2 separate regions of the Homo sapiens genome follow, and region 1 is linked to region 2. A link is a contact called in ENCODE Hi-C or POLR2A ChIA-PET data. All regions are on one chromosome and are shown on one strand. The core of a region is the stretch at or near the end of the contact, and the rest is flanking DNA. Distances in the headings are between cores, read along the strand shown.

The links. Hi-C counts contacts between places; a loop is a spot of excess contacts on that map. ChIA-PET counts read pairs that join two places held with the same protein, here RNA polymerase II (POLR2A).
Region 1: a map of vagina shows a loop between it and region 2 (25-fold over the local background). The contact joins the promoter of SLC13A4 here to the enhancer-like site in region 2. A Hi-C loop is called at or near these places in 1 of 168 maps with a recorded cell type or tissue (vagina). POLR2A ChIA-PET finds 5 or more read pairs at or near these places in 1 of 52 experiments (K562).

What each region holds. Positions count from the first base shown.
Region 1 is chr7:135,725,517-135,731,982 of GRCh38, forward strand. It overlaps SLC13A4 (solute carrier family 13 member 4), which reads right to left and starts at 2,670. Exons shown (of 16, transcript NM_001318192.2): 1 at 1,882-2,670. The coding sequence starts at 1,980. It overlaps FAM180A (family with sequence similarity 180 member A), which reads right to left. Exons shown (of 4, transcript NM_205855.4): 4 at 4,076-4,765.
Region 2 is chr7:132,375,920-132,381,986 of GRCh38, forward strand. All of the region lies in intron 3 of PLXNA4 (plexin A4), which reads right to left. Among named protein-coding and RNA genes, the nearest start is that of PLXNA4-AS1, 27 kb to the left of the region's middle. Within about 2 kb of position 4,417, at least 2 of the 41 ENCODE cell types and tissues checked have a DNase peak (open chromatin) inside an H3K27ac peak, as active enhancers do.

The DNA.
Region 1 (6,466 bases), core at 1,420-3,919, 3.3 Mb after region 2:
TCATTTTGACTCCTCCTAAAATGTAGCTGAGGCTTGTCGCTTAGAACCATCAAAACTGCAGGCCAGGAGCTCCTGCCCAGGTACTCCATCACTGCTCTCAACTCCAGTCCAGAGCAAGAAAATCCATTTGGAATTTTAAGGGTTAAATATCAGACTCTAAAAGTTTGATGCAGGCCAGGCACGGTGGCTCACACCTGTAATCTCAACACTTTGGGAGGATCACGTCAGACCATGAGTTTGAGACCAGCCTGGGCAACATAGTGAAACCCCCATTTCTACAAAAAAAATTTTTTTAAAAATTAGCTGCATGTGGTGGTACTTGCTTGCCTGTAGTCCCAGCTACTCCAGAGGCTGAGGCACGAGGATTGCTTAACCCCAGGAGCTCAAGGCTGCAGTGAGCTACGATTGTGCCACCGCACTCCGGACTGGGTGACAGAGTGAGACTCTGCGTCTACAAAAAAAAGTTTGATGAAAGGGGTGACGGATGGATGAAACTCTACCTGCTGGGCACCTAGTCTGTGCCTTCTGTGGGCAGTGGCCAAGGTCCCCAAAGATGGGGCTGCCTCAACCAGGAGATATGAGAGGTTCCTGATACTGCTTGGGAGAGGAGGCTAGTATGTCTCTCGGTAACAGTCCCTTATAGCAACCTACATGGAGAAAAAACAAAAACAAGAAAAGCCACAAAAAGAAAAAAAATCAGGCCCATTTGGACAAAGCAGAAAATTGACTAGGGTACAGTCCAGGAAGAATGTCAGCAGCAATCACTGTCTGCTAATCCCAGCCCAGTTTTAATCAGCGTCTCCCTGGCACTCTGGAGTATTTATTCTATGAAAGATTTAAGCCAGTTTGTTTTTAAGAAGAACCATCCTAATCCCCTCTGTTTAACTGTTTAACTTAATCTTGGTTACCAAGTTACTTAAGGAGCAGAGTGGAAGAATTGCTCCCCCTCCTACAAACGTGATTAACCTGTTTTAGCTTATTTTTCCTAAAGTCTCCAGGGCAGTGCCAGCTGGGGGAAGGGGACAAGCCACAGACAGGAGGAAGAGAACAGCGGAGGGAAGGGAAGGGAAGCAGGTGACCACCAGGAGGGTGTGACAGGCAAGCTGGATGCTGAGCCAGAGCTGAGGTTCCTCTGTTCTCACAAACCAGGTGAAGAATGAGGTCACGGGCTAGAGTTTGGGGGCTCTTATCTCTTTTTTATCGTGTCACTTTTTGTCTGTCCTTCAAGAGGACAGAGAAGAAAACACAGAAGACACAAATAATTCAAGGCCACGTGCATGGGAGCAGGGCAGCCTGCTAAGTTCTGCTTTCATTCCTTCCCTAAACATTCATTCCCTGAAGTTGATAGGCGCCTTCGGGATTAGAGCTTCAACTGTGGTCATCGAAGCCCACCAGGACACGACCACAGACCACGGATTGGCTCCACGGTTCTCTTCCTCCCCCAACCTTCTCCTCAGTGCCACTATTGGGAGCTCTTTCTGTGTCTCCAGGGGCTCTCAGATAACCAGGGTCCCAGGTGAACTCCCGACAAACACAGGTGCACCATGTCGTTTGCATGGGTGTCGCTGGCCCCCGCTGCTGGGGCAGGCTGGCCTGCTGCTTGGTGCAACACCCATCAGTCACTTCTGCCAAGGCCCCTACTCTGTCCTGACCCCGGTGGGGGCCATGGGGTTGGGGGAATGGGACTGGGATAGGAGATGAACATGACAGCTTTTAGGAAGAAGATATCTTGGTTTCCTCTGGAAAAATCCTTCCATTTCTTTAAACCCACCACAAGCCACTTTGAGGGACTGCCTGAGCGCCCCATGTTCCCCTACCGACCTCCCCTCTTTGCCCTCCCACTGACTCCCAGACCCCCGGTGGGCGCAGGTCGGTACTCACGCTGCTGGGGTGGAGGACGGGCAGAGGCAGCAGCAGGAGCGGGACGCAGACGACCAGCAGCAGCTTCCGGACTCGGAGCAGGCCCTGCAGCAGGCCCATCGCGCCTCTGTCCTCTCCAGCTCGTCCTTGGACCCCGCTCTGCCGGCGAAAGGCTTCCTGCCTGGGCACTGCTCTCTATCCAGAAAGACTTCTTAAACCTTTCTTGGCTTCCGAGAGTCCTCCTTCGTCTTGGGGGCAGAACGGGAGGGCAGTTATACCCTCGCTGTTTCTACAAGAGGCTGGGCTCCTGGCCTCCTGCTTTAGGTGGGATTGATGAGCATCGTTTTGTGACCAGCAAAAAGGAACTGGGAAAGGATGATAAACGGGGGCATAGTGGGCCTCCTCTCGGCTTGATTAGTAATAGAGTAACTTCATTCTAGGTGTCAGCAGAAACCCCCTTAATCCTTTAAGCCACACCTTTGCTGCTGCTGCTCGGCCTTGAAGAAATCATTTAAAAGCTTAAAAACATTAAAAACGCTCAGAGCACATTGTGCTCTCCATCAGTTTTCCTCCCTCGGATGACCTATTTTGGGGAGTACCTGTTTCATCTCCCACCTGGGCTCGCTGTTGGTAAGACTCTAGTAGCCCCTTTCCTTAAAACAAGCACCTGAGCTTGTCAGAGTTGCATGCGGACTTCAGGTGGGGCTGCTGGTCGCTCCCAGGACGTGGTACCTTAACTCTGTTCACATGTCTTTCCCTCAAATTGGTTCCCTACTTATAATTTGCCTTGAGCCTGGGCCTGCAAAGCAGAAAAGAAAAGTCCCCAAGACATTCCTTTTTATCAAAGGACAAAACTTGCTGGAGGCCCACCTTTAACTTTCATCCACCAATGGGAAGCCGGGACAGAGACAGTAGCTCCGCCCACTTCTCAAAGCCAATCAGCAAATTGAAAAGAATGAGTCAATTTCTCTCCCCGCGGCCGCTCTTGATTGGTCACAGCGGGGGCCTGCTGATTCCGCAGAACCTAGGCAGCCTGCTAAGCTTATTTTTCAGTTTCTCAAACTTCCTAGGGCTGGAGTGATGACCATCATCGTAAACATAATCTCACGTACCCAAGCACAGCTTTATTGTTTCGGATCATAGGACACAGAGCTTTCGCTGGGAGGGCCACCTGCTGATCTAGACCTTGGGAAGGGAATGTGCCTGGTGGCAGGGAGAAAATGCAACATTACTTCTGGAGAATTTGCCTCAGAGTGTACAAAGTTAAGCCTTTCAGACCTCCCTGCTGGCAAAGATCGTTTGCCTCAGCACCGAGGGGGGAATATAAAGGGTCTAGGCCAGCAGAGGGTATGAGCTCGTGAGAAAGACCCCAGATCTTTTGGGAAGTATAGCTGCCTCCCTGGCAAAGTCTAGATGCCAGTCTCATGCCCAGATGTCAGTGGTCTCTCTGGCTAAAGTAGGTGCTCAAATGCTTCTCTCTGGGGCTCTCCAAAAAGGAAACCGAAGACCTTCTTTGGCTGGTACGAAAGGAGGAGGTGGGAGGGCAGGGAAGAAGTTGACAAGTTCAGGGACAAGGTCTTAGCTGCAGTTGAACTCTGGAATTTCTCCTGTTTACAGATTGGAAGAAGTTGTTAGCTTCTTTTCTCAGAACGGACATGTGGATTTGGGGCAAGGAAGAAAAGCAAAAGCAAAAGCCCAAACATTCTGTAAGTAGTGGTTCTTGGCAACATTACCTTACCTTGATCTGGGAGATGCTGAGCAGAGTCAAAGGGTTATAAAACCCATGTTGTCTTGAATTCACAGAACACAGGAATGGCGTTCGAAGATCTGCAACTATACTACTTGGAAATGATCCCCAGGCTAAAGTGACCAGGGAAGTGACCCAAAAAACAAATTCTTCTTGACTTTTAAGGCAGGTGCAACTGTGGACAGCTGAGGTCCCCTTTGAAATTATCTTGCCATCGTAGGATGGGCTAGGATGACTCAACTCTTTAAATGCATGTTAAAGACTGGCTACTGTATTTACTACATTCTGGCCTCATTTTTTTTTGGTTATGATTTTGAAACTCAGAATGAACAATACCACGTGTGTGATGTTTTGGTCGCAAACATTAAAGACAGCGAATAATTATAAGCAGCTGTGGAAGTCAACATCCACTGTTAAACCCATGAACCATTCCAAATTCCTCGGTGAGATACTCTGAGATAACAAAGATTCCAGTGAGCAACTCAATCATGACATCTTTATTATACCATAGATGAATATTTGTTAAATAAAAATAGGTACAGCAAGTGTACAATAAGACCAGTAGTTCTCCTTCAGAACTCTACCCATTTTTCAGAGGAAGGAAACACTTTTCCAGAATACAATGCTCAAGAAATGTAAGCCAGATCCCGCTTGTATGAGGTATCTTAAGTAGTCAGACTCTCAAAAACAGAAAGCAGAATAATGGTGCCAAGAGCTGGGGCAGGCAGGGGGAAGGGGAAAAGAGGAGTTGTTCGGTGGGTATAGAACTTCAGAATTACAAGATGAGAAAGTTCCGGGGGTCTGTTTCACAACATGCATGGAGTTAACACTGCTGTACCATATGCTTAAAAATGGTTAAGATGGTACATTTTACCTGATGTGTTTTTTACCACAATAAAAAAAATAAGATTGAAATGGATTAGGAAAGTAAGGGGTGTTGTAAAAAGTCATTTAACAAGCATTTGATTTTAGACCATTGGACCTGCAGAAATACTTTGATTTGTTAGATTCAAGGTGAGGTGACAGAGCAATGAAGTCTGCAGCAGTTAAATGTCTGTTGATGTCTCTTGAGTGACATTGGAGATAGCTGTGAGGATGCCAACGATGGAGGAAACTTAGAAAGTTTTTAGATCCTGGGCCAGGCACGGTGGCTCACGCCTGTAATCCTAGCATTTTGGGAGGCTGAGGCAGGTGGACCACTTGAGGTCAGGAGTTTGAGACCAGCCTGGCCAACATGGTGAAACCCCATCTCTGCTAAAAATACAAAAAAATTAGCAGGGCATGGTGACGTGTGCCTGTGGTCCCAGCTACTTGGGAGGCTGAGGTGGGAGAATCGTTTGAACACTGTAGGCGGAGGTGCCACTGCACTCCAGCCTGGGTGACAGAGCGAGACTGTCCCAAAAACAAACAAACAAAAACAAAACAAAAAAACCCACAAAGTTTTTAGATCCTAAAATTTGTCAGCAGAAATGGTTACATAAGTCATGGGCAAGTTTCCACCACAAACATCACACTCCCATATTATTCTAATAGTAATTATAACCAAATGTGACCCCTTCGTGACTGTAGTTGTATAGAGTGTGGCACTAATGAGGCAAAATAGGAGACCCTGTTTGTCTGTCTAGTCTACATTTCTACTACTCCTTGGGCAAAGAATAGGGTTTTTTGGCTGCTGGTGGTGATCATAATATTTGATTCTGCATGTCAGTGAAATCATTGTCATAAAACTCTCTGTGGGTAAACAATGATCTGCATTCAGATTAAAATAGTTTTTAAGACTCTAGTTACTGAAAATGAGTCTTCATTTGTCTTTAAAAAGGTCATGTCCTTCTTTTTTCTATTTTTTTTTCAGTCATTGATTGCCACAAAAATTCAAGCCCCAATTTGTGTTTAATTTTTTTGTTGCTGGGTGAATGTTCCTGGGAACCATCTTCCCATTCATGGATTTCTTACTACTGGGAGCAGCCATCTACATAACATGGTGGTCAGGGACTACAAGGGTGGGCCTTTCCATCTGATGATTCTGAGTACAAGAAAGCTTTCAGATCCATTGTCAAGGGAGTGGAGCCTCGGGGCGGGATACAAGACTGACTATCAGGGTATTGCACAGTGTCTAGGGACTGAGGCCATTGCTAATCCACTCCCCATCTGACATCTAGGAAAAGTACAAACTGTGAAGATAGGCTACCATGTTTATCTGCCTCTGGCCGATCCCAACGCTGTCTGTACACTGACTTGTGTTTTACTTAGACAATGATACCCAGAGAAGACTGACAGACAGTGAGTGTTAGAGTGTGGGTCAGCAGAGATAGAGCAAAAGTCAAGCAGAAGAGTCTTGGAGATGCATCAAAAAACAGATACAGAGATATTTGGAATTGGGCCCAAATATACAGCAGCAGAGATACCAACTAAAATAAAAGAAAGAAAGACAGAGACAAGCAGAGTGACCATGTCAGAGAGAATATGTACATTTAGAAAAAGAAAGATTGAACAAAAAAAGCATATATCAGAATCTGCATTTGGAGGAGGTAAAAGAGCAGAATGGTCAGGGAATGAGAAAGAGAAACTGAGACTTACTAATCTTCTGAGCCTGAGAATATCAGGATGCAAAGCTGTGTTTTTCTCTGATGATGAATACCTTCTTCCAGTGTCCTAGTATTTCTCCAAAAAGATCATGCGGCTAGCACTGCTATGCAAAGCTTATTTGCTCAAAGATTTTGAAGGAGTCCAGACCTCATCATTATCAAATGACAACTGTTAAATACCCATTTCAGAATCAAATTTAGCCCAATAAATCCTCACTCATTCAAAGATCAGACTTGTTGCAGCTTTTGCTTGCTGAGCTCAGCTGTAAACTTA
Region 2 (6,067 bases), core at 3,167-5,666:
AGAAGCAATATTTCCTTCCACTCCAGCCAGTCCCTTATGTGAACAGAAAAGAGCAGACAGTAGAGTTTGAGTCCCAACGCCACTGGCATGACCTTAGACCAATGCCTTCACTTCAAGGGTCTCAGCTTCCCCATCTGCAAATTTGGAACAGCCCCACCTGTAGCATCTGCCCCATGGTGTTGTTGTGAGAATCAAATTTTGATAAGGTTCTTGAAGTGTTGCTACTCTGAAGACTGTGGAGAGCTTTGGCGATGTGAAAAGGTCTCATCAATCATCACCAGGGATCCCAGCATTGGCCGAGGGACTGTACCAACTTTGCCGAAAGTCCTTGGAGTTCACATGCTAAGGGGAAAGCCTCTATTGCTCCGCAAGGCAAAGGACCCCCAGCCGAGGATACAGGGAAGGGAAGAAGAAATCCATGTCTCTGCTGCTGCTCCATGGAGGAGCAGGATGCTGGGGTTCCTGTGCCCACTGCATCCCAATTAAGTATCTGTTTCTCCTCATTTACACTTGGCTCAGCTCTCCAAATACCTTCCTTTAAAGGATTGTTTTTTAAAGGCCCTTCAAACTCAGCAACTATAAACACTGATGTTAGGCAAGGCACTTTCAGCAAGAAGCAACCATAAGGAAATAAAATTGCTGCTGTTAAATCTCCACTCCCAGGAAGCGATTTGCTCAGCAATAACCATTTCTCAGGAGCCCTGATCAATCACTGTTTGGGCAGGAGAGAAGGCCTTCCCAGGCCTCCTGATTTCTCCACCCTGCAGTGGAGGCAGCGCCCACCACCTTTAATTTTATCCAGCAGGCCCTGATGGTGGCTTTGGCCTGGATTTGGAACCAGAAGAAATTGTCCCTGTGACTGTCCTAGAACGGACACGGGGCAGCCATCACTCCTGCCTGGCCCCACCTGCACCCAGTCCTCCTTGATCCTCTCTGTCTTCCCAGGTCAACCTTCGGTGCCAGGCAGGGTTAATCCTCTCTCTGCTTTTAGCAGGAGGAGCCAAATCCCACCTATGGCAATGTTTGCTTCTGGAGAAACTTATCTTCCTGCATTGCTCTCTCTTCATCAAACATGAATGCCAGCAAAAACTCCTTTCCCAGGCTCACGAAATGTGTAAAAACAAAGTACAGAAAAAGAAATCCTACACTAGATTCCCCAGATGTTTTCTATGAGGCAATTGGATCTCTCTTTCTCTCTGCTAGAAAAGGCTATTTAGGAAAAGCCAGAGAATACGAGATGCTTATGTTATGAAATATCAGCCCAGCAGCCTTGTTTACTGGGACCCAGTTGGAAAAAACCCAGATTCCCAAGTAAATAACTTCTCTCCTTTTCCTAGCAAAAATTGCTTTAAATGATTTCAATCCTAAAGATAATTTTTTCCAAGCCAAGTGACCTTTGCCTCCTTTTTATAGCCTCCCCTAGAATGGCCTGTACAGAATGTGTTTCCCTGATAAGCCCAGAGCTTTTCCAGACACAGTCTTCTACAAACTCAAATGAAAAAGAAAAAAAAAAAAAAAAGAAAACAAAACAAAACAAAAGGGAGAGCTGGAAGGATCAACTCCTCTGTTCCCCTGTGCAGGTAGGAAAACTGAGGTGCAAGATGTGACATCCTCTCCCATCTCTGTGGCACCCACACATCTGATTGGGCAGCACAGAAGATGGGGTACCACAGCCTCCCCTTCTACAACATCCCTCATGGGTCCACAGGAGCCCCTCTCCCCACCTTGCTGCTTGGAGAGACCATTTGATTTCCTTGTGCCCCTCAGTGGCCACCAGCACCAACTCAGTAGATAGGTTCTGCTGCCTACTTGCAAATCCCTTTGCTCTCCAGAAGATATCTGTGAGCAGGAAGGTATGGCCAGGGGTAACGAGTGAAATGCAGAGACCTGGGGCTGAGGAGAGAAAAGAGCCAGGATGGATGGCAGGGGAGAGTGCTGTTTCTCACAGCACAGCCTGGCACAAAAGAAAAGAACAGAAACACACACCCACGTTCTACTGGAGGCCGCGAGCTGAAACTGTGGTATGGGAGAGGCAATGGATAGGGCTTTCAGGAGCAATCCTCCAACTTCTGCTGACATAGCACTGTTCCCCCAAATATTGGAAGTGAGGGTAGGAAGAGCACCCTAGAAGTTCCATCACCCACCCCACCCAACCATCACACTCTCCTGGTGAAACCATCTATGCTATTCCCCAATTATCTTGTTTCTGTGAGAAACACATATGTTATTCTCAAGAGTCATGACGGTACCTGGAAGGGAGCACTAGCTGTGGCAGCTTGGTGTTTCATGCTGCAGAGGTGATTGTTGCTCTGTGGGCCAGAGGTCTAGTGTTCTCAAGTCGTGGAAATAGTGATTCTTCCCGTTGAAAACTTAACACGTGCTTTAGAGAAAAGAGTAGGAGTATTTAACTCAGAGCTCCAGCTTCTCACCACCCCTGGCACATGGCTGGCACATGGTATGTCCTGGGTGATTATTTCTTGAGTCATTGGTTGATGCCAAAGTTCTCTACTAGGCAACAATCCCTAGAGATTAGAAAGGCCTAAAGCAGGCTGTGTCCTGGGTTGTCACCTCTCCCCTAGCATGTCATAGTTCTGAGGATTGTGCCCATCCCTGAGGTGTTCTTATGAGCTCCTTATTCCCTAAAAACTACCAGACATTCCAAGAAGTTTCATGGATAGCAGGCATGGCAGATGATTAACTTCCTCCTGTCATTTCACCTAGGTCTGTGATCTCTCCTGCGCAAAATGAGGTTCAAAGAAAGAGAATGAGAATGATAATGATTATTGAAAAGTCCCTCCCACCTCTGATATTCTTTGAGCTGCTAAGATTTGAAATTTCACTCAATGGTATCAGGAGGTTCTGCTAGTTGAGATTTAGTCTACTTCAAACCAGTGACAGCCAAGACAATTCTGAAATGGGCACTGGATCTTTTTTTTTTTTTTTTTTTTGAAATGGAGTCTCACTCTTTGTTGCCCAGGCTGGAGTGCAATGGCGCGATCTTGGCTCACTACAACCTCCGCCTCCCAGGCTCAAGCATTCTCCTGCCTCAGCCTCCTGAGTAGCTGGGATTATAGGTGCACACTACCACACCCAGCTAATTTTTATATTTTTTATGGAGATGGGGTTTCACCATGTTGGCCAAACTGGTCTCGAACTCCTGACTTCAGATGATCCGTCCACCTCAGCCTCCCAAAGTGCTGGGATTACAGGCATGAGCAACCGTGCTCGGCCAGATCTTTTATTTATAACAGATGCCATAACATTTCATACAAAATTCCCCATGATTGGAGATATTCAAGTGGAGGCAGGACAAGTGGCTGGGTTGTTGTGTGTGGGCAAGGGTGGCTGTGTACTATGGGAATGGGTACATTAGCATCCAAAGGGTGATTACACCAGGCAGTGTCTCATGTCCCTCCTCATGTGGGAGCCTACCACGCAAGGGAGAACCAGGACTAGGTTGATATGACCTGGCTTTTACAAAACCCCTGGAGGAGGGAAAGAAATGGAGGCAGCATGTCAAAGCCTTGTCTGAGAAGCATTCCTTTCTCCAAAGCATCTGAGGCTCTGCCTTACAGATCCCCATGGACCTTGCATTCCTCCATGGAAGCCTTTGTTCTCTGTATTGTGATCTATTTACAAATACCTTCCTCCTCAGACTGTGGGCTACTTAAGAACAGGGCTGTGCTTCTACTCTTTGATTATAATGTACTCTGAGCAACCAGCATAGTGGCAAGAGCATCATCAACATCAGTCAAATGTTGAAGGAAAGAGTAAAAGAATGAAGAAATAATCTTGTTCAAGGTTGCAAACCACCAGGGAAGAGCCAATCTTAAAACCCAGGATTCCCGAATCTCACACTATAGCTCTTCACAGTCACTCTGCAAATTTCAAAAACAATGAAAGATAACATCCAAACTATTACCCTTTTTGGTGTACACACTGTCTCCAGATTTCAAGGCTTTTGCAGTAGGGACCAGTTATTTAATTATGGTCTGGCCTTTACTAGTCAAAGGTATGTTCTTGGGCTTCATATGTTCTTGGACTTGCCACCACCGTCACCCCTCACTGCCCCTGTACCTCATAATATAACAGTGGCTTAATATAACAGAGGCAGGGCTCACCACATTTTATATCAGTGTTGGCTTATTTATGGCTTGAGAATTGCTTGAGATGCTGAAACTGGCCCCATATGGGATTCCAGGAGTAGCAGCAGCCCCTCCCCTTGGGGCTTCCGGGAACTACAGATAACTTTTTTAATGAATCAAAATACCAAAGAACTAACCCTCCCAACAGTTGTTATCCATTGCTCAACTCCCTGTAGAGAGCAGCCTGTGGAATTTGCAGCATTGTGATCGTGTGCAAAGGGCAGCACCAGGCCCTGGTGGTGATAACAAGGAGGCATATTTACCCAACACTTCTCCCCCAGGGAGACTGTTTTTCCTCCACTGCAATACTGTGGCCCTCTTGGCTCACCCTGCCTGGTCCCTGACATGGCTGTGGAAGCAGATGGATGGAATCAGAGAACCCGCCCAGACAGAAGGACCAAGGCACCGAGGGAGAAGATAATATAATGTGGCCCTTCATCTCCTGGTGTGTTCCTAAAGTATGGATGATTGCCATTCTCAAAGAATTTCATGATCCTGATTTAAAGAAACTTGCCAACATTCCAGGAACCCAGAAAACAGACAGCAGTCCTCCACAGAGAGGCAGAAAAAGAGACAGGACGATTTAAAGTATCAGGAGCAGGGCCTCACGGGAGTGAGTTCAGATTGTGCATGGCAAAGTCAAAACAGATGATGCTTTAGAGCAGTAGTTTCCAAACCCTATCACCCAAAGAACTTGCTAAAGCACCGATTGCTGGTCCCCAAAACAGAGCACCTGCCTCAGTAACTCTGGGTCTATGTCTATCAAATTCTCAGGTGATACTGGTCCAAGAGCCACGCCTTAGGGGGAAATGGCATTAATGCCAACTCCAGTAAATTAGGCAGGATACCAGGAAGAACTTCCCACTGCCAAGGTTAAACATGAGAATAAGATCAGGTTACTAAGGACAGTTGTGGAAATCTCCTGAGCTAGAGACTCACGTTTCTGAAACGGATCTGAATCTGTTCTGCTTAGCTACAAGGTAATTTTATCTACCATGGACTATAATCAGTTTCAATACAAGATTATGGAGTATCTCCAGGATTCCAAGCACTCTGCTGGGCACTGTTACTGGCAACAGGTAGCACTTGCAAATTGAGGACTGGTTGGTTTGGTTGTATCCTTGTTATAGATGGGGAAACTGAGGCTCAGAGATTCCTGCAAGGTCTCACAGCTGGCGTGAGGCAGAGACAGGACTCAAACTCACATCTGCAATCTGATCTTGTCCCTTCTAGATATGAGGTAGGGAGCAGAGGTGCATAGAACAATATTTTCCTAAATTGTACACTTGAGACAGTGTCCTACAAGATATAAGATAAAAAAGAAGTGATTCAAAATGTCAAATGGCCAAATAAGTTTGAAGAAAACAAATGCAACTGAAGAATCTGCTAGACTTCTCAGGTATTTTAATATACTTAAGTGTGTAGTGCATCTCTAAGAGGAGGCTATGTAGTATTTCTTAAATTTGACCAGATAATCTTTTATTTAAAAACATCTATTTAAATTTCAAGTGACATTCCAGTTGCAAGGAACACAGTCTGGAAACATCTGGCATGGATATTAATAAGGCAAAGAATTTACACCCCTAGCCCGTGTTCTACTTCACATACACTCACACATTTGGGATGAATGCGGAGTGAATATCAGGTGTGATTCAAATCAGATTGGAAAAGAGGATTTTCCAAGATTCTGCAGCCTTTGCCCAGGGCTGAGGCTTTAATGGAGAGCGCCAGGAGCCCCGAGCAGGGTCCAGACAAAGCCAGGTGCCACAGGGCTTGGTGGGCATCCCCTGCAGCCCACAATCCCTCCAGGGCAGGAGCCAGAGGCGTCTGGTCGTCATCTGTGCACCCCCGCAGGCTTCCTGATGTGAGAGACGATTCCCACCAGAACTGTTAGTCATTCCAGTTTCTCTCAATCAATTATT